Linked DNA regions of Homo sapiens: all the other regions are linked to region 1. A link is a loop called in an ENCODE intact Hi-C map of the cell type or tissue named here. Cell type or tissue: heart left ventricle. All regions are shown on one strand. Region 1 has its middle 22 kb from the start of LINC02696. Region 2 overlaps TSPAN18 (tetraspanin 18). Region 3 overlaps LOC105376652 (a long non-coding RNA gene). Region 4 overlaps SYT13 (synaptotagmin 13). Region 5 overlaps TP53I11 (tumor protein p53 inducible protein 11).

Evidence for each region. Peaks named below come from ENCODE experiments on the same cell type or tissue, not always from the same donor. Only the 100,000 strongest peaks of a DNase experiment are listed, where the experiment ranks them.
Region 2: it touches region 1 in a loop (4-fold over the local background); 71 of 110 quality-filtered maps call a loop at or near these places.
Region 3: it touches region 1 in a loop (6-fold over the local background); 101 of 110 quality-filtered maps call a loop at or near these places.
Region 4: it touches region 1 in a loop (4-fold over the local background); 23 of 110 quality-filtered maps call a loop at or near these places.
Region 5: a loop joins it to region 1, with 4 times the contacts of the local background. A loop is called at or near these places in 80 of 110 quality-filtered maps.

The regions. Positions count from the first base shown.
Region 1 is chr11:45,330,480-45,335,479 of GRCh38, forward strand. No RefSeq gene overlaps it. Among named protein-coding and RNA genes, the nearest start is that of LINC02696, 22 kb to the right of the region's middle. In heart left ventricle, CTCF peaks have their summits at 2,103 (motif pointing left) and 2,303; a DNase peak (open chromatin) is centred at 3,412; H3K4me3 peaks cover 1,195 bases; H3K27ac peaks cover 1,303 bases.
Region 2 is chr11:44,925,123-44,930,122 of GRCh38, forward strand. It overlaps TSPAN18 (tetraspanin 18), which reads left to right. Exons shown (of 10, transcript NM_130783.5): 9 at 1,552-1,635; 10 at 4,009-5,000. The coding sequence ends at 4,056. Among named protein-coding and RNA genes, the nearest start is that of TP53I11, 23 kb to the right of the region's middle. In heart left ventricle, CTCF peaks have their summits at 1,189, 2,142 (motif pointing right) and 2,343; a DNase peak (open chromatin) is centred at 2,149.
Region 3 is chr11:45,102,888-45,107,887 of GRCh38, forward strand. It overlaps LOC105376652 (a long non-coding RNA gene), which reads right to left. Exons shown (of 6, transcript XR_931241.3): 5 at 4,221-4,433; 6 at 3,598-3,871. It also overlaps a transcript of PRDM11 not described here. Among named protein-coding and RNA genes, the nearest start is that of PRDM11, 41 kb to the right of the region's middle. RefSeq lists silencers at 171-465, 2,813-2,902. In heart left ventricle, CTCF peaks have their summits at 404 (motif pointing left), 605 and 2,803 (motif pointing left); DNase peaks (open chromatin) are centred at 344 and 2,794.
Region 4 is chr11:45,250,352-45,255,351 of GRCh38, forward strand. SYT13 (synaptotagmin 13) reads right to left here. Exons shown (of 6, transcript NM_020826.3): 3 at 3,919-4,053; 4 at 2,070-2,371. Among named protein-coding and RNA genes, the nearest start is that of SYT13, 33 kb to the right of the region's middle. In heart left ventricle, a CTCF peak has its summit at 2,224 (motif pointing right); a DNase peak (open chromatin) is centred at 2,250; H3K27me3 peaks cover 1,373 bases.
Region 5 is chr11:44,937,493-44,942,492 of GRCh38, forward strand. It overlaps TP53I11 (tumor protein p53 inducible protein 11), which reads right to left. Exons shown (of 7, transcript NM_006034.5): 2 at 715-874; 3 at 63-121. The coding sequence starts at 843. Among named protein-coding and RNA genes, the nearest start is that of TP53I11, 11 kb to the right of the region's middle. RefSeq lists an enhancer at 1,002-1,715. In heart left ventricle, a CTCF peak has its summit at 2,328; no DNase peak of the experiment used is centred here; H3K27ac peaks cover 1,341 bases.

The DNA.
Region 1 (5,000 bases):
GAATGACCCCAGAGACCATCCTCCCAGCCACAGTCTGTGATGCCTCCTGCTCTGCTAGACTGCTGGAATGTGCCTAAAATAAGTAGGCATTTGTCCCCATTTTGCAGATGAGAAAAACAAGGCAACCGTGAAGTAACTGTTGGGGAAAATAAAACTGGGATGGAACATTGAAATTCAAAAGTAGTTCCTTGTATGCCTCTTTTCTTCATGCTCACAACCAGCCAGAGAAGTGGTTGTTACAACGTCCATCTTCCAGATGGGAAGATTAAAACAGTAGCTCTTTGAGGGAGGGACTGTTCACCATTGCTACCCTGAGCTAGCCCTGAGCCTGGCTGAGGTAGCTCAGGGAGGTGTGGTCATTCATCCAAGATCATGCAGCCTGCCAACATGAGGCCAGGGACTCAAGCCTGGGTTTTCTAATGCCAAAGCCTGTGTTTTCCCTCTGCTGAACAAATGCTGACCTCTGTTATCTCCAGACTATATGAGCAAATGGGTGGAGGGCAGAGAGACACTGTGAGGCCTGGAGAGAATGTTGGTGGCAGCTTTGAGACTGGGGTTGGGGGTGGTATGCCTTGATGACTAGAAGGGTTTGGACAGGTGAAGGAAACAGGACAGAAGAGATAAACTGACACCCAGCATGGGGATGCCAGGGTCTAGAGGCAGGAGGGAGGCTGGGAACCAAGGCTAAGGAAGGAAACCCAGATTTACTCTTCATCCTCCCTCTTCCTGAAGCTCTCCATGTACCCCAAAGCCCAGCCCCCAGTGATAACACTACAGGCCTGTGCCCTAATGGCAGGCCATGCATCAAAAGTCAGAAGATAGTGGGGCAGCCATGCTACTGCACACAACTTGATACATTTCCCAGGAGCCCTGGAATGTCGGCTCAGCTTCGGGAGTCACATCTGACTTCTCTAAGCTTCAAGGCAGTGTTCAGAAGTGAGAGGTGTCCTTCCTCTCCTTCTCATGAGTCTGTGTGGATGGTCAGAGAGCCGTATGTTCTCGTACACACCGTTTTCGAAAGGAGACAGTCCTTGACTTGAGTTTTAGGAATTCTCTTCCCAGTCTTTAGTCATTGATTTCTAGAAAAAAACCTTTTCCTCTTTATTATTTAACTTCTGCCTTCATCCCTGCCACCCAGGCTGAAGAACTGACAGTGAAGTATGCTTTCCTCAAAGGCAAGAGAAGGACAGGGTTATGGAGAGAGTCCTGGCCACGAGACGGGATCTCAGGGGTTTAGTATTAGCTCTGCCTTTAATTGGAATAGTGAGGATGAGTTTGGGTGCTGGAGTCAGACAGGTGCAGGTTCAAGTCCCAGCTAGACCACTTTCAGGCTGCATGGCCTTGGCCAAGTGGCTCAACCCCTCTGAGGCTATAAAATGGGAGTAATTGTGTTTGCAAAGCAGAGATTTGTGGGGAGGATGCATGAGCAAATGCACCGGCTCCGTAGAGCTCGGTACATAGTGAAGCTTCAGTGCTAATGATTATCATGACATTAGGTCTCTTACACCCCCTTCCTTCCCTGACTCAACTAAGTCATGCTGCTGGTCCTTGTCTGCCAGGCTCTAGCACAAGCCAAGAAGTCTCCCTCTTGTGGTTCCTTATTCCTGGAATTCTTGGCCCCCAGCTCCTTGAAAGCCTGGCTGCTCTTCATCTTCAGGCTCGGGGGAAATGCCACCTCCACACAGATCTTGTTCCTGTCCCTCCATCTCTTAACCCCCTCCCCACAATTGCTGATAATTGTGTTGATCTGATCACTTCTCATTGCCCCTGTGCTCCACTCGCCTGCAGCCTTGGTGTGGGAAGGGGCCACGTCTCTCCTGCCACTCTTGTGTCTCCATCACCCATGAGTGTTTGTGCAGTGACATGGATTGACTCAATGAACATTCAATTAACATTTGTTGATTTAATGAGTCACGATGTCTGACCCTGGGTAAACAACACGACACTTGTGGGATTCCGTTTTTCTCATCAGAAAAATGAGGAGGTTGGAATAAAAGGCTGAAACATATTATTTCCCCTAAGTTTCCCATGAACCTGTGAATGAATTCAACGGAACCAGGGAGTTAAGGTGCAGAATTGTTACAGAAACATGGCCTCTTTCTGCCCTCTAGTGGACGAGATGGTGAATGGCACTTCATCATCCCCACCGCCGCCCCCACTCTCCCGCCACTGTTTCTAATATATTAGCCCTGCCAAGAACCACTTCAGAAAGGAAAATATTCAGTGGCCAGAGAAAAGGGGCCATGTCTTCTTCATTAGGGTACACCCAGAGTCGAGCAGTGAAGCGTGGGAGACAGCTAGATTCAGCAGGAAGGGCACTGGTGGGACTGGGACCACCACCTACTCCCTGGGTGAAGTTGGGCGTGGTTCTGTCCTCTCGGAGCCTCTATTTCCCCATCTGTGCAGTGGGCATAATAACATCTACCTCACAACTGTTGTAGGATTAAGTAATGTAAAGTGTCTGGAATGTGGTAGGTCCTTAATCAAGGTTGGTAGCCTCTTGGCTCTTTATACACTTTGTATGAATGAAACGCAGTCACAGACACAAAGGAAAATGTTACAGCCTAGAAGAAAAAGCAAGAAATGTGTGTAAATGAGTAGGAAACGGGTTTATGTACCGGGGAAACATCCTCGACTTGATGTTAGGAGCTTTGAGATTTAGATTTATGAGCTCTGACACTAACAAGCTCTGGGACCCTGGGAACGTTCTGTCTGTCGCCTCTCTGGACCTCAGCGTTGTCATCTGGGAAACAGAAGGTTAAATGACAGCATCATCCAGAAGGCACTCAGCTTCAGGAAACAGAAAACACAACTGACGGTGAGTAGATCCAGGGTCGGCAAACGACAACCCACTTGCCAAATCTGTTTTTGTGCCGCCTGTGGGCTAAGAATGATTTCTACAATTTAAATTGTTGAAAAAAATCAAAAGAATAAATAATATTTTGTGACACATGAACATTATATGAAATTCAAATTTCAGTTTCTATAAATAAAGTTCTGTTGGAACCCAGCCACACTCATTTGTTTATGTACTTATCTAGGGCTCTTTTCCCGTGACAATGTCAGAGTTGAGTGGTTGCGGCTTGGAAAGCTGAAAATATTTACTATGTGTCCATTTGAAAGAACAAGTTTGCTGACCTCCGACTTCACTAATAAAGATATTTAGCTGTCTCACATAACCATAACATTCCCGCTGTTCTCTTGGTCTTCTCTCCTGATCACAAGATGGCAGCCTCGATTCCATGAGTCACATCTACACACAGCCTACATTTAAGACAGGAAGTAAGGAGCAGGGGGAGAGAAAAGACTTTCTTCTGCCGTGATTCCTGTGCCCAGAAAGAAAATATTTCCCGGAAGCCCTGCAGGAGGCTTCTCCTATCTCATTGGCCGGAATGAGGTCACATGGTGGACCCTGGACCAATGCCTGCAAAGGACCTACCCTTCCTGAGATGAAGGGATCTGGCCTTCTAACAGAGACAAAAACCAGGGCTCTGTTAGCATGAAAGAAAGGGGGCAGGGGGCACGTGCCGACCAAAATCATTAAGACCCCTTGCCTAATAGCATCTCCAGGTTCCAGTTGCATGAGCCTTTTCAGAACTTAAATTTGAAAGCTTTTCGTTGACATATTTTCTCCACTTCAATCCTCTCTCTGGAACTCAGGATGTATTTCTGAGCGATTTTCTTCATTTATAATTTTTTTTATTTGGGCTTCCTTATTTATATTTATTTATTTGTTCATTTTTTTGAGATGGAATCTTGCTCTTTTGCCCAGGCTGGAGTGCAGTGGTGCGATCTCGGCTCACGGCAATCACCACCCCCGGGTTCAAGCAATTCTCCTGCCTCAGCCTCCCGAGTAGCTGGGATTACAGGCACCCACCACCATGCCCAGCTAATTTTTGTATTTTTAGTAGAGACGGGGTTTCACCATGTTGGCCAGTCTGGTTCTTGAACTCCTGACCTCAGGTGATCCACCCACCTCGGCCTCCCAAAGTGCTAGAATTACAGGCATGAACCACCGCGCCCGGCCCCTTCCTTAAGTTGCTTGATTTGAGATGTTGCTGTTCATGATGTTTCTCCATACCAGTCCTTAATTTTGACCTCACCTCTGCCTCCATGTGTGAGAAGGTTGAGTAGGAGGCGGGAGGTGGTAGAACGTTCCAGGGCTTCAGCACAGCCGGGCCTGCTCCTGGCAGGGCAAAATAGATGAGGCGTTCACCAGGACGGTTAGACTGAAATCCTGTTTGGCCACTGAAAGCTGAAGAGGCAACCTCGTGGACTGTTTTTCAGTTATGTACCAGTCTGAAAGGCATTGGAGGAAATGTGGAAATGCATCCAGCAATGCAGCTACTGTTCACTTGAGTTAATAGAAGAGGGAGCAGAGCTTCAAGTGCCAAATGGAAATAATTTTGTAGATGACTTGAAAAGAAATTTAGTAAGGACTTAAATCCGAAATCATAGCCTCCTTGTTGTTAGAAAGTGAGGGAGTTGCAGTTACAGACACAAAGGAAAACAGCACAAAAATGGAAGGAAAGCCAAAAGGGCCCACGCAGAAAATTTAACACAGGATCAGAGGCCCCAAGAGAGAAGCAAAATCCTAATACACATCCTCTATCCGAGAAGCAGATGGCAGCTTAGAAGGAAAATGCGGTAAGAGATGGCAGGCCACAGTGTTTCTGGAAAGGAGGACCGTCCTTGAATTATGACCTCTTCTTAATTTTGGGGTGGATTTCCTGATGGAGGGTGCTTTTTGAACATTCTGTACCTGAGGTCTTTTTTTGTGCTAAGGAAAAATAGGAAAATGAATTCGAGTTCCCCTAAACCAGAGTGGGGTCGCTCATTCCTAACAATCAAGATTCAAAGAGAATGAAAAGATGCAACCCTCTGTACCTTAGTTTCTGCATCTGTAAAAGAGAAATTAGTGCCTGTGTGACTCAGTTGGGCACACATTCCTATTCCTTCTAGACTACCTTCCTGCACTCTAGAAACTGCAAAACTGAAAA
Region 2 (5,000 bases), 410 kb before region 1:
GCCTGAAGGTTCAATTAAGACCTTTTCTCCTTGTCATCTCTGGGCTTGAGGTCTTTCAAAGCCTGGCCACAGCCTGATCACTAGAAATTACCTTGGGTATCGTCCTATAATGCTGATACCTGGGCTCCACACCAGACCCACTGATCCAGTGTTGTGGGGCGAGGTCTTGGCATCTGCATTGCCAACCACTTCCCCGATTATTCCCATGCACACTCAGTCCTGAGAGTATCATGGACCCAGATCGTCGTGCCGGTGGGGTCTGTTTCTATCTGGGTATGTCCTGTTTGCTCCATGGGGCTCCAGGGAGGGCTTCTGGGGGACTTCCCTGCCCAGCTCCTGGTCAGCCTCCAGGCAGGTACTAGGACACCACCTGGCCACTAGTCCCAGATCAGGCCCTGCTGTCCACCTGCCTGGGTGCAGCCTCAGTCCTACTTTTGGCCAAAGGGGCTGGGCTTCTGCACGATGGACAAGAGAAGTGAGCATGTCAGCACCCAAGAATCCCCGGTCTCAACAGAGCCCAGAAATAGCAACCGTCACCCAAAAAGGGCTGGGCATGATCTCTCCACCCCCATCTGGGGATTTGTTCCCTTGCAGGTTCTCAGCCTGGGCCCAAAGAATATGCAGGCTCCTATAAAGGAAGGAAAGTTCTCCCACTTTGAAAATACGTGTCATTCAAAGCAAGTACCATGCATCAGTCTCTGTGGTCAGCATGGGGGAGGGGAGAGTTATGAACATGAAAATGACAGAGGTGTGAGGTGCTTGGGGTCAGAGGGGGCAGCAGCCATGGACTGGCAGCTCCTGGCTTGGCACTAGCTTGCTTTTTCCTATCTCTATCTATCTATCTCGATCTCGATCTCGATCTCTGTCTCTGTCTCAGTTTATGTATCTCTAGGATTGCTTAAGAAAGCAGTAAGATCATGGGAATTAAGTCCAGGGCCTGTGGACTGGGCTGGTTCAGAAAGCTGCCCGAAGGAGGTGGCATGCGAGCAGGGATTTGAAGGCTGGGCTGTGTTTCCTTGGGGAAGTGGCCGAAAACCAAAACACCTTCTGCAGCCAGGCAGGTCACGAGGAACAGTAGAGCGAGTGGGTGTGAAACAATAGGGAATTGTGCGGGGGAGAGGGGTGGAGTGCTGTGGATCCCCAGGGACCACCTGTTGGCACCCGAAGGCAGCAGCTGCTGATGTGAAAAGGAATAGCTCCCCTTGCTGGTTCTTCTGATTTCTCCAGAGCAGCAGGAAGTCCAAATATTTATGGGAAATTTCCCAATATTCCAATCACTGTAGTTGCAACATTAGACATGGCCTGCACGCTGTCAGTTCTCTGTCCCACCTTAGGGGCCGGGTGGCAAAGAGGGTCTTTGGTGCAATGCTGCCAAGTCGCTGTTTCTGGGTCTCCTGCCCTGCACCCCCTCCCCACTGTCCTGTCTCAGCAGCCGTGTGATAGGGTGAGAGCTCTGGGGACACCTGCCATGAACCCTAGTCCACATGCTGGACTCTGACTCCAGGACTCTCAACCCTGGCCATAGCTTGACCTCTCATCCCTCCCTCCCAGGGCTGTTACACGGTGATCCTCAACACCTTCGAGACCTACGTCTACTTGGCCGGAGCCCTTGCCATCGGGGTACTGGCCATCGAGGTAAGTAAAGGCCCCCACTTCTGCCGCTCCCCAGGATGAAGCCTCACGTGGAGCCTAGGCAGATCCCCCCAGCCTCCTTTCCTCTTCATTTCCTTCACCTGGGACCCAAGGGGCCCCCACTGTGGGTGCTATGGGGTGGTAAGCCCGGCTGTGTCTGTGCTGCCTGAGAGTCATTCTTGAACTCTGGAGATGAAACATGGGAGCCAGTGTCCCAGAAATGGGGATGGGCAGGCCCTGAGTGTCATCCCCACTCCCTCTCACTCTTCCATCCTCATCCCCACCTCCGCCCCAGCTCCATGGTCCAGAGAGATTTCACGCTTGCAGAGGCATCAGCACGGCTGCCTTGAAGGACAGGCTGCAGCCCGTGGTTTGAGATCAGGCCTTTTCTCTGTGGGGTGTTCAGGGCCTACAGGGCCTTATTCATCCACAACGGTGGCCTTAGCCTCCTTTATCTGAGGGCCCCAGAGTCCCCTTGAAAGGTAAGCTCCTGCAGACCGTTTGCAATCACCACTAGGTGGCGCCTCAGCCAAAGGGAGGAGCGGCCGCCTCCCGTTTCTGTCCTCTGGGATCTCCATCATCTGGGATCTCCGACTTGCTGCTCCTGGGGGCTGGACAGAGCGTTGCCCACATCTGACCAAACCCAGGAAGGGGCACTCTGGGGCCTCAGTCAGTCCTCGGCCTGCGGGGGAAGGAAGTCAGGCAGCCCAATCCTCAGCTTCCCCCTCCAGCAGCCTGGGCACCTGGCACCATGAACTTCGCCTTGCCTGGTTTCCCACTGTGCCTGCAGCGCCACGGAGTGCAGTTTCGTGGAGGCTACTGCAGATGGCGGAGAGGGAGGGGTCATTGATTATTCATTCATGTATTCAACAAGCACACACTGAGCCCTATTCTTCGCCAGCACTGTTATAGTTGAACAAGTCCCCTCATGGAGGGCAACAATGAACAAGATAAATCCGCAGCAAGCCCAGGGAAATCTCAGGGACGTGTCCCATGAAGGAATAGCATGGGCCCTAGAGTCCGGCTCCCAGCTCTGCCTCTCTCCAAATGCAGGATGTCTAAGTCACAGTTTCTTCATCTGCAAAATGGGCTGATCACCCTGCTCCCAGGGCACAGAGGGATTACAGATGACGGGGACAGCATGCTACTGGGGCTCAGGAAGCAGCATTCATATACTTGATCTGCTGCCTCACTCCCAGCCCAGCCCATGAGCCTGGCTGGCCAGCCCCATGGGAGGCAGAATCCTGCTCAAGACGGAGACCTTTACATGGCCCCGTCCCGGTAGCCCCTCCCCACCCCAGTGAGCCTCCTGGTGATTTGGCCATGACCTGTGGTCTAGGGACTGTTCCCTCAGCTACTTGCAATGAGCTCTGGCCGTGAGAACATCAGCAAATCTGGTCAGAGTCCCTGAGCTAGGGTCTCCCTGCCCCACCACCCCAGGCCCTCAGACAGGTGTTCAGGGATGGAGCTCATAACTCCGGGAAGGGCTGCAGCTGCCTGCCTATTCATAGCAGTCCTGGTAACCTTTTACTGAGCAACTTCTAGATAAGAGGCACATTACATCATTAGGTAATTGCATTACACTTAAATCTCACCACCTTCCTGTGAGCTGGAGGCGAGCCTGCAGGGGTTGTAAGCATGGGCTCTGGGGTCACAATGCCTGGGACTGAAACCCAAGCTCCCCTGCTGGTGGCTCTGTGACCTCAGGTAGGTTACATACCTCCCAATAAAGCACTTAAAACTGTTCCTTGGCTGGGCGCTGTGGCTCACGCCTGTAAATCCTAGCACTTTGGGAGGCCGAGGCAGGCAGATCACGAGGTCAAGAGATGGAGACCATCCTGGCCAACATGGTGAAACCCTGTCTCTACTAAAAATATAAAAATCAGCTGGGCGTGGTGACGCATGCCTGTAGTCCCAGCTACTCAGGAGGCTGAGGCAGGAGAATTGCTTGAACCTGGGAGGCAGAGGTTGCAGTGAGCTGAGATCGTGCCACTGCACTCCAGCCTGGGCAACAGAGTGAGACTCTGTCTCAAAAAAGAAAAAAAAAACTGTGCCTGGCACATGGCAAGCTCTGGATACATACTCAGGCCCAGTGTAGGGAAGTGCTTTGCCTAAGGACAACCCTGCTATGTCAGGGAGCTGGATTTGAACCCAACACTCGTTTCTAAAGTCTTCCTGGTCCATGACTCCACCACATAAAGGAAGCCAGGTAGGGGCTGGTGAGAAGGGCTGGCCCCAGGGGAATGTCAGGAATCCTTAGGGGAGGAGTGTGCTAAGAGTGACAGGCATTCACTCCCCTTCCCCTGGAGTGGGCCAGGCAGCCCACAAAGGGCCCAGCCTGATAAGCCAGTTCCTGCTCTTTTTCTTTTTTTGCAGCTTTTCGCCATGATCTTTGCCATGTGCCTCTTCCGGGGCATCCAGTAGAGGGTATGGCCTGAAGCCTGAAGACTCGCCCCACCCACCACTGCCCAGCACCCAGTGTCCTCCCGTGCCCCTCCCCGCTGTCCTCTTGGCCCCAGGGGAGAAGATGAGGCCATCAGAGATGGCCAGGAGAAGGGCCAGGGGAATAGAGCTATTTTTTTAACAAAACAAAATGAAGACAAAAATATGGACTGATGTATCCTCGCCTGGACTCAGGGCAGGTGCCGTGGGTTCTCCAGAGACCCCAGCAACTGGCCCAGGATGCAGGCTGCTCTAGAGACCAAAGGAACACCAGGCCCAGCGCCCTCTTTGGTCCAGCCAGACCCTGGGCCCTCTCTCCTCACTGCACCAGGACCTGATGCCAAGAAAGTGAGGATTTAGGCAACAAGGAGGCAAAAGCAAATCTCAGAGAAGTCATCAAAGCCCAGGGGCTGCACGGAGATTCAGCTGCCATGTCTTTGAGGACTCGGAACCCACAGCGCAATCCCTGGTCCACTGGAGGATGGACTGTTCCCCCCTTCAGGCCGGGGCCAAGAGTGAGCTGCTAACACGGCATCCAAGAATGGCCCAGCTGGTAGGATCCTTGCTTTCCCCATCTGTTGGACCAAATAATCTCAAAGGCCCAGAGAGGACAGTGACCATCCACAGACACACAGCACAGGCGTGACAGTTCTGAAAAGAAGCTGAGTTGTCTCCAGGCTGCTGTCACTGCATCCAGGACTCTGTCAGCTCTGCTGCCCACATGCACCCCTGGCCTCAGCATCCCGGTTCCCCCAGACAAGAGAGGGCAAGTCAGCCAGGAACTGCCTCCTCCCTGCTCTACAGCTAAGAAAACACCATTCCATGACTTCCCACCGCGCCCTCGCTCCTACCTCCCCACACCTCTCTCTGAGTCCCCAGGAACACACAGAGGTGCACATCACATTCCCTTGTCCACACTGCCCGCC
Region 3 (5,000 bases), 230 kb before region 1:
AGTGTGAACTGGTCGACCGAGGAAGGGAGAGCAGGCCTGATGTACAGAAGAGCAGATGCAGAGAGACAGGCAGGACTGTTTACCCTGGAGGGGGAAGGCCCACTCACTGTGTGGGCAGGAAGCTGACTCAGAGTGTGATGAGAGTAACAGAGAACCCAAGTCTCTCTACTCCCAGCCCAGTGCTCATATAATCGTGAGCCCTAGCCTTGCATTTTCATTCTCTTGTCTGGTCATCACTGGACAGTTGCCTCTGCCATGTCTACTGGACAGGACTCAGGATGGTCACCAGCAGCTTTCCCCTGCATCCCTCCCCAAAGCCCAGAAACCCTGACCACCCCGCCGGGCCTGCCTCCTCCCCGGCCTTGGAGCCCAACCTGGACTCTGCAGTTGGTCCTTTGGCGCCATCTGATGGTAGACATATGAAACTACAGCAAATGGGGGGACTGGTGAAGGAGGAAAAGTTGGAGGAGGAAGAGGAGGAAGATGAGAGGGAGATGAGGAAAGAGGAAGAGGAAATAACTTGTATAGCCTATATGGATCACCATGTGCTTTGGTAGAGACAGAAAAATCTAGGCCCTACCGTTTTGCAGCTTTGTGACTTTGAGCAGTTCACAGTTCCTCCCTGAGCCTCAGTTTCCCCATCTGTAAAACCAGGAAAAATAACCCAAACTTAAGTGTTAACCTTTGGCAGGGTATTGACCAAGAGGGAGCTTGAGGGGGCCTTTGAGGGTGTCAGAAATACTTCTGTCTTGATGGTCACACGGTTTTAAAAAGTCATTGAGTTGTACACAAAGTTTGTGTACTTTACTGTATATATAATATATACATTATATGTAATACTATATATAGTATATATAATATAAACATATAATATATAACATATATATTATATATAAATTATATATATAAAAATTATACCTCAACAAGAAAGGAAGCAATAACACTAATCTACCTTTAACGGTGAAAACCAAGAGAAATCATGTAAGAAAGGGGCTTAGCTCAGGGCCTGGCACCAAGTCAGGATGCATTGAGGGCGATGGTTATCCCTGCTGTCACTCAGCACTTTCAAATATAGCTGTGCTTTATTTTGCAATGACCCTGTAAGTTGACTTACTTTTTATAGCTGAGGGATTGAGGCTTGGTGAAAACTTGCTCTAGATGATCTAATTCCGTGCCCTAGACTTTTTCGCCTGGGCATAGCCCTCAAGCTAGGATAGGCTGAGCAGGGCCCAGGGCAACAGAGCTGTGTGGACAGGCTAGCCCTCAAGGGCCACTGCACCTGGCAAAGCACAAGACCAAAATGTTGTCCACTTGTTCCCAGGAGACCTGGCTCTTCCAGGTGATGAGGCACCAGAGGAACTTCTCTCAAGAAAGCAGGCATCAGCTGGCCAGAAGGAGTAAGGGCAGAAGAAGGCAGCAGGGCAGCACAGGGCACAGGGCTGGACAGGCAGATCTGGGTCTGAATTCAGGATCCTCTGGATGAAAGGGGGCAAGCTGCTTCTCATCCATGGGGGTCGGGTTTCTCATCTGCAAAATGGGGACGAGGACACGTGCCCTTCCTGCTGCTCAAGGTTGCTGTGATAGCTGAGTGAGACCATGGAGTGAAGACTCTGGTCCTCCTACTGACCTTACAGGATGGGCAAGAGCCTCTCCATTTTGCAGATGAGGAAACTGAGGCACAGACACTTCAGACCCCACCCAGCTATGACCCATCTCCCACCTGGGACCTCAGCCCCAAGGTGACTCATGGCAGAAACACAGCCCAGGGAAGAGGAACAAAGGTTTTGGGGGGAGGTGGCCTAAAACCTGCCCAGAAACCTCAGTGCTGCAGATGACACAGAACCACCAATACGGCTAAAGGGACTGGGTGGGGCACTTTAGAAAAGCAATAGGAATATCATCCCAGCCCTGAGGTTAATTCAGATCGGGGACCCAGAGTTGGGTTCTCGATGCCTTGTGATGTCCAAGCAGCTTCCCAGGCCTCCTTCCTTCACGGAGCTCCTGGGACCATCTCCTCCTCCTGCATCCTGGACAGGGGTCATGTAATTCCACCCCATTCCCATCACGGGGCCAGTGGCCCCATGTCTTAGTCTGCTTGGGCAGCTATAACAAAAATACCATAATCTAGGTGGTTTACAAAGAGCAAACATGTATTTCTTATAGTTCTGGGAGCTGGGAAGTCCAAGATCAAGGTGCCCCAGATTTGGTGTCTGGTGAAGACCCACTTTCTCATGTACAGATGGCACTTCTTGCTGTATCTTCACAGAGTATAAGTGATGAAAGAGCTCCCTCAGACCTATTTAATAAGGGCACTAATCCCAGTCAACTGTCCTCATGGCCTAATTGCCTCCTCAATGCCCCACCTCCTAATACCATCACATCGGTGATTAGGTTTCAATGTGGGAATTTGAGGAGTACACATTCAGACCATAGCACCCCATGACCTACCTAAGGCCACCCAACTGGTCATAGCCACCAGGTGCTGCAAAAGCCTTGAGCTCATCTAGTGAGAACCCTCATCTATCAGAGAGGGAAAGGGCTTGTCTGAGGCTGCACAGCAGAGCTGGGACTGGAAGCCAGACCTCTGCACACCAGGCCTCGAGGGGAACCACAGGTGCTCAGGCCTTCTGAAAGCCACCTCATCACTGTGAGAGGGCCTCAGCCTCCACTGCTACAGCTGACTCTGCAGCCCCTCCCTCCAGCCGTGGTGACAGCAGAGCCATGGAAGCAGCTGGGCCTCCCAGTCCAGGCCCCTCTGGGATTGCCCTTCCCAACAGCTTGGCATGGCCCTGGCCCGCCACCTGGTGGCCACAACAACAATTGCCAGGACGTAGCCTCAGGCTCTGATCCCACCTCCCTCTCCCTGGGGGCAGCCTCTGCTACAAGGCAGTGGAGGAGCCCATGGCTCTTCCCAGAAGCCCTCTGCTCTAGTGGGCAGCATTTCTGAGACCCCTACAAAGTGCTTGGTGCTAAGCCCCAGGGCCACAGAGGCCTCTCCAGGGGTGAGGGTCACACATCTCTGAGACCATGAAGTCAGGCTGGACCGACCCTTCTAACATGATTTCCTTTAGGCAACAAAGAGTTCCTGGCACCGAGAAGGCTTTTACTTTGCAAACTCAAATGTGCAAGAAATCATCCGTTTTCACATTTGCTTTCAAATTTTCTCTCCAGTTCCTCCTCCTGGGCTCACCCACGCCTGAACTTCCCCCACCTGAGAGAGCACAGATGACAGCAAGTGTCCGTGGCCCCAGAGGGAAGGAAAGGGCCTCTGGGGTCACTGCAGTCCCTCTGGCCTCAAGCCCAGGCTGGCCATGTCTGTAGAGGTAGGAGGTCCCAAGCTCCTGCGCTTCCAGGGGCTCAGCAGTTTACACCCCGTTGGCAGCCCCAGCTTAAGGTGCAGGCTCCCTCGCAAGCCACACAGCCGTTCTCGTTGGAGGCCCTGCCACCTCTTGGGGTGCAGGGATTGGTTTCCTGTCACCCATGGGTCCCACCACCCTCAGGGCCCTTTATAGGCTGGGGTGATTTTTGCTTTCTTTGCTGGTTCTCTCACGAGCTAGATGTTCTAGTTATACTGCTATGCTACAAACCACCCCAAAATTGAGCACATAAGACAGCCATTTTATTATAGCCATGGATTCTGTGGGTCAGAAATTTGGAAAGGGCATCATGGAGACAGTTTACCTCTGCCCATAATGCCTGAGGCGCCGGCTGGAAGATTAAGGCTGGGGTGACTTGACGGTGGTGGCAGGAACCCTCTGGTGGGCATCCTCACGTGCAGGTCTGAGGCCGACACGGGCTGCCACCTGGGACACTGACCCATCTGCTCCACTCCACGTGGTCTGTGAGTTCTTTTTAGCACAGCAACTGGGTTCTAAGAGTGGATGTCGCAGGAGAGCAAGGCAGAAATGCGTGGCATTTTCTAGATCTAGCCTGGGAAGTTACAGAGCATCTTCTGCCATACTCTACTGGTCAAGGCAGTCACAAAAGTCTATGAATCAGAGATGTGGGGTGGAGTTGGGCTCAGATTGAGCACTGAGTGAAAAAGCTTCACTGCAAACAGGGATACCCCCAGAACAAAGTCCAGGCTTTGTGGGGAGGAGAAATGAAGCAGATCTGCTAAAGCCAAAAGATGGAGAACTGCTTCTGTCTGTGAGTGGGGTGGGTTGGCCAGCAATACCTGGGCTTCACAGGTCAGTATGGGGCTGGCTGAAGGCACCCACCTGGTGTTTAGGGGGCCCAGGGGCCTCCATAGAGCAAGATAAGTGCCACGTTAGCACACCAGGGTCACCAGGCAGCCAGGACAGGTGACTATCTCAGGGTCTGATGGAAGCTCAAAGTCCAGATGCTCTGCTCAGCCCACTCCCGGGCTCCACACTGGTCTCCACCATCTGTGTGACCTGGGCTGATGACATCTTCGAACTCCACTTTCTCACCTGCAAAACGGGGCTAATTATAGTTCAATGAGTCATAGCCCATTTCAGGGGCAAGTTCTAAATCAGTAAGGCAAAAATTAGGTACACACAAAACGACCCTTGAGAACCTCTTATGCTCCCCACCAGCATGGATACACATGGTTTTGTGTATACAGTTGTGAAGAGTAAGTCTAATGAATGTCAAATGTGGACAACTGATGAAGCAGAACAGAGGGTGGATGGGGTGCAGTGGGAAAGCCAAGAGGGAGGTCTGGACTTCTGTGCCATCTGCCTTTAAGGAAATGCCCATCTCTAGTTGAGTGGGGGACAGGGCAGGGGTAGGGGTGGGGTTCCTCTAAGCCTGTCAGGTTTGCTGACTGGCTTTTCCGTGTTGCTTTCACACCAATCCTCTGTAGTGTTAAATGAACTGATAGATTTGCGTGGCATTGTACAAATTAAACTAGTTAATATACATAAAGGCTCCAGCACAGTTCCTGGCATATAATAAGTGCTCAATAAATGTGGGTTGGATTTTTTTTTTTTTTTGTGAGACAGAGTCTCGCTCTGTCACCCAGGCTGGAGTGCAGT
Region 4 (5,000 bases), 80 kb before region 1:
GCTCTTGGCACAGCGCCTGGCACATGGTAGAAACTGGGCAAGGTATTTGCAGAATGAATGAATGAGTGAATGATGGCTGCTCTTCTAGAGGGCAGTGAGAGAAGCTGCTAGGTGCCTGAGACTTCTGCCTAGATTGGCTGGATTTCTGCCCTTTGGGGCTGTACCAAGTCTCAGAGCCCAGCAGGGGAGTCTCTGCATCTCGAGAGAAAGCTAGTTTACTAGTTTAATAATCCTAAGTATTGATGCCTTCTCCCAGGATCCCCATCTGTGATTCCACAGAAGTCCCAAATCACACACTAATTAGAGAGTGGGCTTTGGAACAGCTGAGTTCCATCTGAGAGTGGCTGTGATTTTTCTAACAATTTTCTGAGCCTGGGAAAGAGGAAAAAATGGAGCAAGGAGGAAATCATAGCAAAAAGAGGAGCAGACAGCGGGTGAAACGTACTCTTCCCTCCTGCAGTCTGGGTGTCTATTAGGAAAGGTGCCTGCTGGTCACACCTCATATTTGTCAGGTGGCTTTCATGGCAGGTAATGAGATAGCACAGGATTTCGAGTCAGACCAACCCGGCCTCAAGGTCTGCCATTTCCTGGCTGTGGGACCCTGTGTGGATTCCTGAACTGCTATGACCCTGTTTCCTCATCTGTAAGAGGGATAGTCATGGTGTCTCTCTCATCTGGTTGATTTGGAGAGTGGCAGCACTCAGGTAGAGTCCTAAGCATAGTAACTGATGGTGAGCATTAAAAAATAGTACCCTTGGCCGGGTGCAGTGACTCATGCCTGTAATCCCAGGACTTTGGGAGGCTGAGGTGGGGTAGATCACAAGGTCAGGAGATCAAGACCATCCTGGCCAACATGGTGAAACCCTGTCTCTACTAAAAATACAAAAATTAGCTGGGCGTGGTGGCGTGTGGCTGTAATCCCAGCTACTCAGGAGGCTGAGGCACGAGAATCGCTTGAACCCAGGAGGCAGAGGTTGCAGTGAGCCGAGATCGCGCCACTGCACTCCAGCCTGGCAACAGAGCGAGACTCTGTCTAAAAAAAAAAAAAAAAAAAAAAAATAGTGCCCTAATCAGTATTTTGCTTTTTGCTTTAGCATGAGGGTTGTCAAACATTTTCTGGAAAGGGGCTAATATAATAACACCTATTTGGGGCTATGCAGGTTATACAGTCTTTAGATCAGTATAGCACTGCCAATCTGGTTGAGAGACTAGTCACCCAGAAGGTTTCCTCAAGGAACCACAGTGCAGGCCCTTAGATGAGCTTTGACCCAGGGGCCTAAGTAACTACATACCATCTTGTAGCCCTGACCTTCCCAGATCCCCTTGCTGTCCTGGCGCATGGGAAACAATGATTTTCTCCCCAAGGGTCCCCTCTCTTGAGGGCTGTGGCATCTCAGAAGACCCTTCTTTCCCACTTGTGGCCCCCCAACAGCAGATATGGGGAAATCATCTTGAGTCTGGGGATTGCATGGACCACCGGGCTCTGGGCCTGCCCCCAGCCCTGATTGCTCCTTCAGAGCCTAGCACACGGGGCCTTCTAGAATTCTTTATCAGAGCACATTGGTTAGGTCTCTCTTACATGGCTCAGGGTGGAACACATCAAATATCGTCATCATTTGTCTGTGCCAATTTGTCCCCTAGTCTGTACACTCCTGAGTGGTGGGGCTCCACCCTTCATGCTCACCTACACAAACGGAGGAAGGTAGAGTGTCCTGCAGTGTCTGCCACATCGTAGGAGCACACAGAGTATAACTGGATTGAAATGGGGACAGTACTTCATAGCAGTAAAGGTAATACACACAGCATGGCATTTTCCATGACGGCAGAGAGAGTCTTTGCATGGCAAGTTAGAGCCAAGACTAGGAGCAGACACTAGGAATCCCAGATCCTGGGCTATGGGTCTCCTCTAGCCCTCTGCCCCATTCAAGATTCCAACCTCCCTTCCAGCCCCAAGCCAGGGAGGTCTCTGAGGCTTGTTCCCTAAGACTGAGTTGCTGGGAGGACACCAGGTTCTGCCATCCCATGCTGCACGGGCAGGTTTTACCTTTCTAACCCAGGGGTTACCCTACCTTCGCTGAAGTCTTCAGCTCGCCCCACTGGGCAGCCCCTAGAGGCACAGATGTCCCGTCCAGGCCCAGGCGGAGCTCCCCGGCCACGCTGTGACGGGAGAAGCGGTCGCAGGTCCTCAAGGTCAGCGTCAGGGTGGCTGTGGGGAGCTCCTCCTCCGCCAGGGGGAGCACCAGGCCCTCCTCCCAGGTGGTGTGCAGCTGCCGCTTCTTTAGGGCTGTCTGAGCCTCCACAGAGCCGGTCCTATTGGCCACACTCCCTTGGACGTAGCAGTCACAGCCTCCGTCGTGGTTGCTGGTCACAGCTGCAGGCAAGGAGAACAACACAGGCGTGGGACTTTCTGAGGACAAGTGGAGGGGGCAGAAGCACGCCTTGCTTAGGGCTGTGGAATCCAGCTTAACGACGTGACCTTGGGTGTCAGAAAGGCTGACCACCCTGGGCACCAGGGAATCGCCTTTCAGTGAGACATTTAGAAATAGATCATTTGAGGGGGCTGGCCTCAGCACATGCCGATTCTCTTTCTTGGAGAGCAGGGACAAGACTTGGCATTTCCTGGAGCCCTCTGAACTCCGGATTCTGAAATTTTGCCAAGGTGCCAAGGCTTGCTGCTGGGGGCCTTTATTAGTGGTGCTGCTGACATGTAACCATTTGTTCTGAACTTTAAATAGTCACCACATAACCATTTTCCATGAGAATCACTTGGCTCTTACCTCATGAGTGAGTGTGGCTTTATGTTCTGAACCTTGGTGTTTTCAATGCTTCACAATGTGTGGCTCTGCCCAGAAATGTACACCTTGGGTACTTTTCTGACTGGCTCTTCAGGGATCGTTTGGAAAGTGGTAGCTGACATTTCACAAGAAGAGAAGATGAAGAACTGAGGCTATGTGTCTTAACAGCAAGAGCTTTCCACTGAACTTCAAGGGACTGCTTAGTCCTGGCTCTGTCACCAGTTAGATGCAGTGATCTTTGACAAGTCATATGACTTGCCAGACCTCAGTTTCCTAATCTGTAAAATGCGCTAGTGTGAAGACCAAACATAATAAAGTATAGGAGGAAGGTGCTTTAAAATCTTAAAAGATAATACAAGGAAAAAGCCTCAGAAAATAGAATTATATACAAAATTCCAATTTATCTGACCCCATTGCTAGCCCTGATTCCTTTGCAAAGTCTTAGCTTTAGTTGCTGACCTTAAAGTGAATTGTCAGGGCAGAGAAACCAAGGACATCCTGCCACCCTCAGGCCGCTTGGCTCTTAGATTGTAGAAACTTTTCTGACCATTCGGAACATGCTGTGTGTCCAGCACAAAGCCCTGTCCAATTTCAAATTCATCTATGGCAGAGACGACTAGTTCTTCACCCCAAACTCATTGCCTTTCCTTCCGGGGCACCTGTCGGCCCACATTTCCCAGCCCACTTTGCAGTTGAGTGTGCTCATGTGACTGAGCTACGGCCAATGGGATGCAAGCGGAAGTGACGTCCACCAAGTCCAGGTAAAGGCTGTTAAGGAATGATTACGCCCTCTCCTTCTCTTTCTCCTTCCATCTGCCAGATACAGATGGCAAGGATACAAATGACAAGGAGAGGGGGGTTATGGAGCCACAGCTGGAAGGAGTCTGGTCCTTGAATCACCATTTGGAGAAAAAACGTTTGTCAACCAGGAATCCCCACTTTGGACTGTTGGGGTTGGGAGTGTGGGAAATCTTTGTGTCTAAGCTCCATGTGTTCCAGGGTCTGGTTGTTAGAGTCCTAATCCAGTGCTCTCTCCAGCTGCAGATGATCCCATCCTGCCTGCACAGCTTCTCCAGGGGAGATAGACACACAGAAGCCCACGAGAGTCAAATAAGAGCCATACCTTCCAGGCGAGTCACAAACAATTCTGCCTTCTGACAGTCATAGTCCAGGCAGTAGTGGAGTTTGGGGGCCTGGTTCCAACTGGCAGCCTTCTCTGGGTTCCAGGTCTCCATGACACAGACATCCTCCACCACACCTGTTAAGAAAGTCGAAATCGTCACTGCCACCCACACTGGGGTTCTGCTTTCCTGATTACACCTTTCTCATCTCTATCACCTATGCCAGGAACCCAAACCCAAGTCTTCCCAGCTGTGTGCAGAATCACAGTGGCCACACCAAGACAACAGGTGGGGTCAATGTCACAGCCCATTAGGCTGCATCTGTGTCCACTGGCTCCCTCATCAACCACACAAAACAAAACAGAGACTACACAACAATCTACTCTCCCTGCTTTATGTTTTGTCTTTCTAAAACGCCTACATATTCTTTGGGTCAGGGACGATCATGTCTCTTCTTCCCATATCTTCCCCAGTGCCCAGCAGCAGCATAGTACACCTAAAGGTGCTGCACTCTTGATGTGGATGCTGATGAAAAGGAGAGTAGAAATAATAACAATATGTTTCGACGGGGCATGGTGGCTCATGCCTGTAACCCCAGCACTTCGAGAGGCCAAGGCAAGAAGACCACTTGAGCCCAGGAATTTGAGACCAGCCTGGGCCACATAGTGAGATCTCATGTCTACAAAAAATAAGCAAAAATTATCTGGGCATGGTGGCATGCACCTGTAGTCCTAGGTACTCAGGAGGCCGAGGTGAGAGGATCACTGGAGCCTGGGAGATTGAGGCTGCAGTGGCCCACGATCATGCCACTGAACTCCAGCCTGGGAGACAGAGCAAGACCCCATCTCAAAAAAAATGTGCCTGGGACCTTATCTCAAAAAAACAACAAAAAACCCAATATGTTTTTTGTTACCTCCTTTGTGCCAGGCTCTGAATTAAGCATTCTATGTGTGTTATTTTATCTACACTTTACAACTCCCCTACCAGACAGATAATAGTCTAGTCTCATTTTATAGATGAAGAAACCGAGGTTCATGGAGTTACAGCATGACCCATGCCACACAATAAGTGTATGAAAGGGCAG
Region 5 (5,000 bases), 390 kb before region 1:
TATGCATTCTGCCCCACCGCCGCAGGCCTTCCCCTCCCCCAAAAAGTCAGGTAAATGCTCACCTGAGCCCCAAAGGCTCCCGAATGGTAAACTTGATTTCATTGCCTAAGACCTGGCTGATCTGTGGACAGAGGGGGTCAGAGGCAACCAGGGTGAGGGCAGCTCTCAGCGCCCCCACTCGCTCATCCTCCCAGAGCCCTGCACACCCAGGGACCAGCCTGGGCACCTCAGCTTGGCCAAAGGTTCCCCCAGGTGGGGAGGGTCACATGAGGCCACCCCCTCTCCTGCTTCCCCTTGACACTAGGATTTAAAAGAAGCTGAAAATATGATGGTGACGTATGAAAGCTCAGGGCTCTGCCAAATGCAGACTTGAAGCCTGGTCCTGCCACTTACCGGTGTGGCCTTGGGCAAGTTGCCTAACCTCTCTGAGCCTTTGTTTCCTCATCTATAAAATGGGTGAATGATTTTACAGTATCTGCATCTTCTAGTGCCAACAAGAAGATTTAAAAAGCAACTGCTGGAAAACCGGGCACGTAATAGGCACTTAATTCTAATGATCTCGTTATTCCCCTGGCATTGCTGTTACATTTCTAGGAAAATCAGCTAAGTCCTAGAACTCCTGCGGCTACCTGGGCCTGGGCTAACCTTCTCCCCTAATGGTGGGTCAGCCTGGCCTCCCCAGTGGGTGCCGGAGGCCCCTGCTCTGCACCCCACCTTGGAGCGATGCACCTCCCCGTCGTCATCCTCCCCGCCCACGCCGAGGATCTTGCGGGTCTTCAGGCGGCTCACGAGGTCCGTCTGGCTGTGCTTCTTCATCAGAGGCGGGGGCTGCTTGGCCGCCATCTTCTCCTCCAGCCCGGCCTCTGCAGAAGGGCTGAGGGGAGACACCGGCCTCAGGCCACAGTTCCTACCCAGCTTCCAGACCCTAGGGGAAGGGGCCTGACTAGCGGAAGGCCACACCCCACACCAGGCCTGCTGAGGCCTCCCCACGAGCCCAGGGCAGTAGGGGGAGTACAGCTGGCTTCCTTGTCAAATGGGTTGAGGAAATGCTCTCCAGGCCCCTGAGGCTCTGGGAGCTGGTCTGCTGTAGGTGGACACAGCACACCCCATCTGACAGGTTGCATGGTGCCTTAGAGCCAGCCCTGGAGGCATAGGGCCCAGGAGAGGGCATTTGGGTCTGGATGGCGGCCACATCCAAGCTTCCTGGGGGGATGGGGAGGAAAGGAGCCTGGATTCATGGGGCAAATGAGGTTTAGAAAAGGGGAGGGTCTGTCCAAGCCTGGGGCAGGGGCTTCTGAGTTCTGGGGTTTGGGCCCCCACCAAACTTCTGCCCAATCCTGCAAGCCGGTGAGCCCCTCTCCCGTCTCCCTGCCACCCCCCTTCAAACCTGCCAAGACCAAAGAAGGGGAGGGGGTGCCCTCATACCCAGCAGAGCCAGAGAAGGCTGCCAGGGGTGTTGACGGGGACACTAAGGTGGTCTAGATTCCCTGCTCAGGCCTTGCCCTCCCGGCCATCAGCCCCCCACCAGCCCCTCCCGGCACCCCAGGTCTGCCCATGATCCTCCCCAGCCCCCCACTCCCCCACCGCCAGCAACATCTTGGACCAGGTTGGGAGCACCTACTGCGTGCCAGCCCCTGTGCTGGGCAACTGAGATGCAGAAAGAAGCTGAGTACCTGTCGCGTCCTCAGTCAGCCAAATCTATGCAGAGGAGACAGCAGTGTAAACGGGGTGAGGTGAAGCCTCAGAGGCTGGCTCCGGGGTGGCCCTGGCTTCTCTAATCACAGCTGCCCTGCAAGATGGGCGCTATTGACGGCCACGCTGCAAATGAGGAAACCAAGCTCCCGGGGTTTCAATGCCAACCAAGGTGAATAACGGTCGTGCCACTTCCTACCTCGGACCACTTCCAGAATCTCATTCCCACTTGCACCCACCCTCTGGCAAGGCAGAAAAGCCATCCCCATCTACAGACAGGGTCAGAAGCCACTGGGCCCTCTAGCAGGGGACCCTGCTGTCTCAGTGCCCTGTGGCCCCAGGCAAATCTCACCCTCCTGCCCCAGCCAGGGCTGCCAGAGGCAGAGTGCGGGGATGTCCCCGGGTCACCTCCCATTTTTGAGCCTCCTGGTGTCTTAAAATAAAGCACCCGAACAAATATCAGAACACAGTTTCAAACTGTGGGGTCTGTGAATAATGTGGCTGTAGACCGGATCAACTAGGGAGGCAGTATACCATGTCGCATTGGGAAAAAAAACTGCAAAAGTTGCTATTGGCGGTCTTTAGTGAGTGTGATGTCATTTCCAGGCCAAACTACCCTCCTACGCCCCCTGGCTTTAGTTCCTCATCCACAAAAAGGAGTGGATACGCCTTTCTCCTCCCCACACACAGGCCCCATGGTGAAAGGAGACAGCGGCGGGTGGTAACTGTGACGGCAGTCCCACACCCGGCACACAAGAGACTCCCGGTTAATGCTTCGGTGTGTGCCAGCCATCAGGACAGGAGGCCAACCCTACCCTGCCAGGGAAGCCAGGGCCTAACCTTTCATCACCCGGCTCCTGGAGGGCCCAGGACGCCGTCCTGACACCTCAGCTGCTAGCCACTGCCTTCTGGTGAACCCAGATAGAAGCTACAATTAGCCACGTCCCTCCCGTGGCCAGGCGAGGCTGCCCTGAAAGTCACTAAGCCACTGGTGAGAACCGGGTCCTTCACCTGTTCCTCAGCCAAGGATGTTGCCTGGCCCACGCCCTTCCTCTTCCAGCCTCCCCATGGCCTTTTATCTTTTAATACATACAGCAAAATTGACGGGCTTCAGTTGTGCAGTTATTTGAATGTTAGCACACGTATAGATTTTTGTAGCCACCAGCTCCAGATCAAGACAACGAGCAGTTCCATCACCCCAAAAACTCCCTGGCGCTGGCCACTCCCTCCCCTCACACCTCCACCCTGGCAACCACTGATCTATTCTCTGACACTATGGCTTTTGTGTTTTCAAATATGCCATGTAAGTGGAATGATAAAGCGTAGAACCTTTTGAGGCTGGCTCCTGTCATTGAGCAGAATGCCTTTGAGATTCCTCCAAGTCACTGTGTGTATCAAGAGTCCGCTCCTTTTTATTGGAGAGCAGTATTCCCTGGGGTACGTGTAACAGCTTGTTTATCCATTCGGTCACTGAAGGCCATGTGGGTTGTTTCCAGTTGTTGATGATTATGAATAGAGCTGCTACAAACCCGCGTTTCTGTGGGACCGTAAGTTTTCATTTCTCTATGTAAATGCCAGGGGTGGAATTGCTGAGCTGTGTGGTACATCCCTGTTGGACTTTCAGAGAAAGCATCAAACTGTTTCCCAGAGCAGCCATGCCACTGCGTGTCCCTGGCAATGCAGTAGTGTTCCAGTTCCTCCACATCCTCACCAACACTCGGTAAGGTCGGTCTTTATTTCAGCCCTTCTACGAGCTCCTCCTGGCTGGTTAACCCCTCTCCCAGGCCAGACGTGCTGCCTCCCTCAGTCCTGCCTTACCTCTTCCTGCTGTGTGGCCTTGTGCTCTGAGTCTCGGTTTCCTCATCTGTGAAATGGAGCCATCATTCCCACTTCCTAGGGAGCCCGGGGCAAAAAGAAAAGCTCAGAGCACTCAGCAAAACACCTGCACATTTGCCTGAGGAATCCGCACTTAGTGAGGTCTACTGTGAGCAAGGTACATGGGTGGTGGGACAGGCCCCCTATCCTGAAAGAGCTCCCAGCCTTGGCCGGGGGAGGGGGCGCTGATCTGCTAGCCACTGATTAGAGCAAGTTACTTTTCCTCTCTGAGCTCCGGGGTCCTCATCTGTGAAACGAAAACAGCCAACCTCACTTTTCCCCTACAGCTGGTCTCAGGAGAAACAAAATAATGGACAGACAGTGCTTTAGAAAGAGCCAGCTCACTGCTCAAGCCAGAAGGCCTAATGGGTAAGTGCTTAACTGCTGAGGACGCTCCCTGGATTTGAATCCCAGATCCATCACTGCCTGGCTGTGTGCCCGTGGGCAGGTCAGTCACTTAACCTCTACGTGCCTCAGTCTTCCCAGGTGTAGTTGGGAAAATAAGGTGTCCTATCTTATAGAGATACTGTGAGAATAAAAGCTGTAATCTCCATGAAGCCATGGGGAAGTGCCTGGCCCACAGCAAGTCCCCAGTGAAGACAGGCAATTATCAGACACAGACACTGCCACCCTCCCCAGGCCTCCCATGTGGCAGTGGCACCAGGATGGAGGCCATGGAGGAGTAGGAAATGGATCTAACTAACACTTCTTAACTTCTCCGCCCCACTGGGCAAAGCCCCAGATCTCAGTCCCCGGGCACAAGGCTGGCGCTCAGCCACTGCCCACCAGGCCCAGGCTGTGTCCACGGCCCACCTCCGAGGGGCAGAAGCTTCCAGGCATTGGATGCATTGCTTTCCTCTGCCTGCTGACCCCTCTCCACCAACACATGCACACACACGCACACTGCACACACAGTACACACACACACACACCACATATACACACCATACTCACGCCACACACACACCACACACCACACACATACACACCACACACACCACACACATACCACACACACACCATACAAACTACACACACCACACAATACGTGCACACACACGCCACACAAACCCACCACACATACATCACACACACCCACCATACACAATGCACACACAAAACACACACACACCACACATACCCACCACGCACACACACCCACCACACACCTACCACACACCACACACACCCACACACTACACACACCCACCACACACATCACACACACCACATACCACACACCACACCCACACCACACATTACACACCATAGACACCACACACACACACCCCCACAACACACCACACACAACCATACACACACACCACACAAACCACAAACACCACACACACACCACACACACACACCATACACACACACACACACACACACACACACACACATACACACACAGAGCATTCCCCTCTGCATCC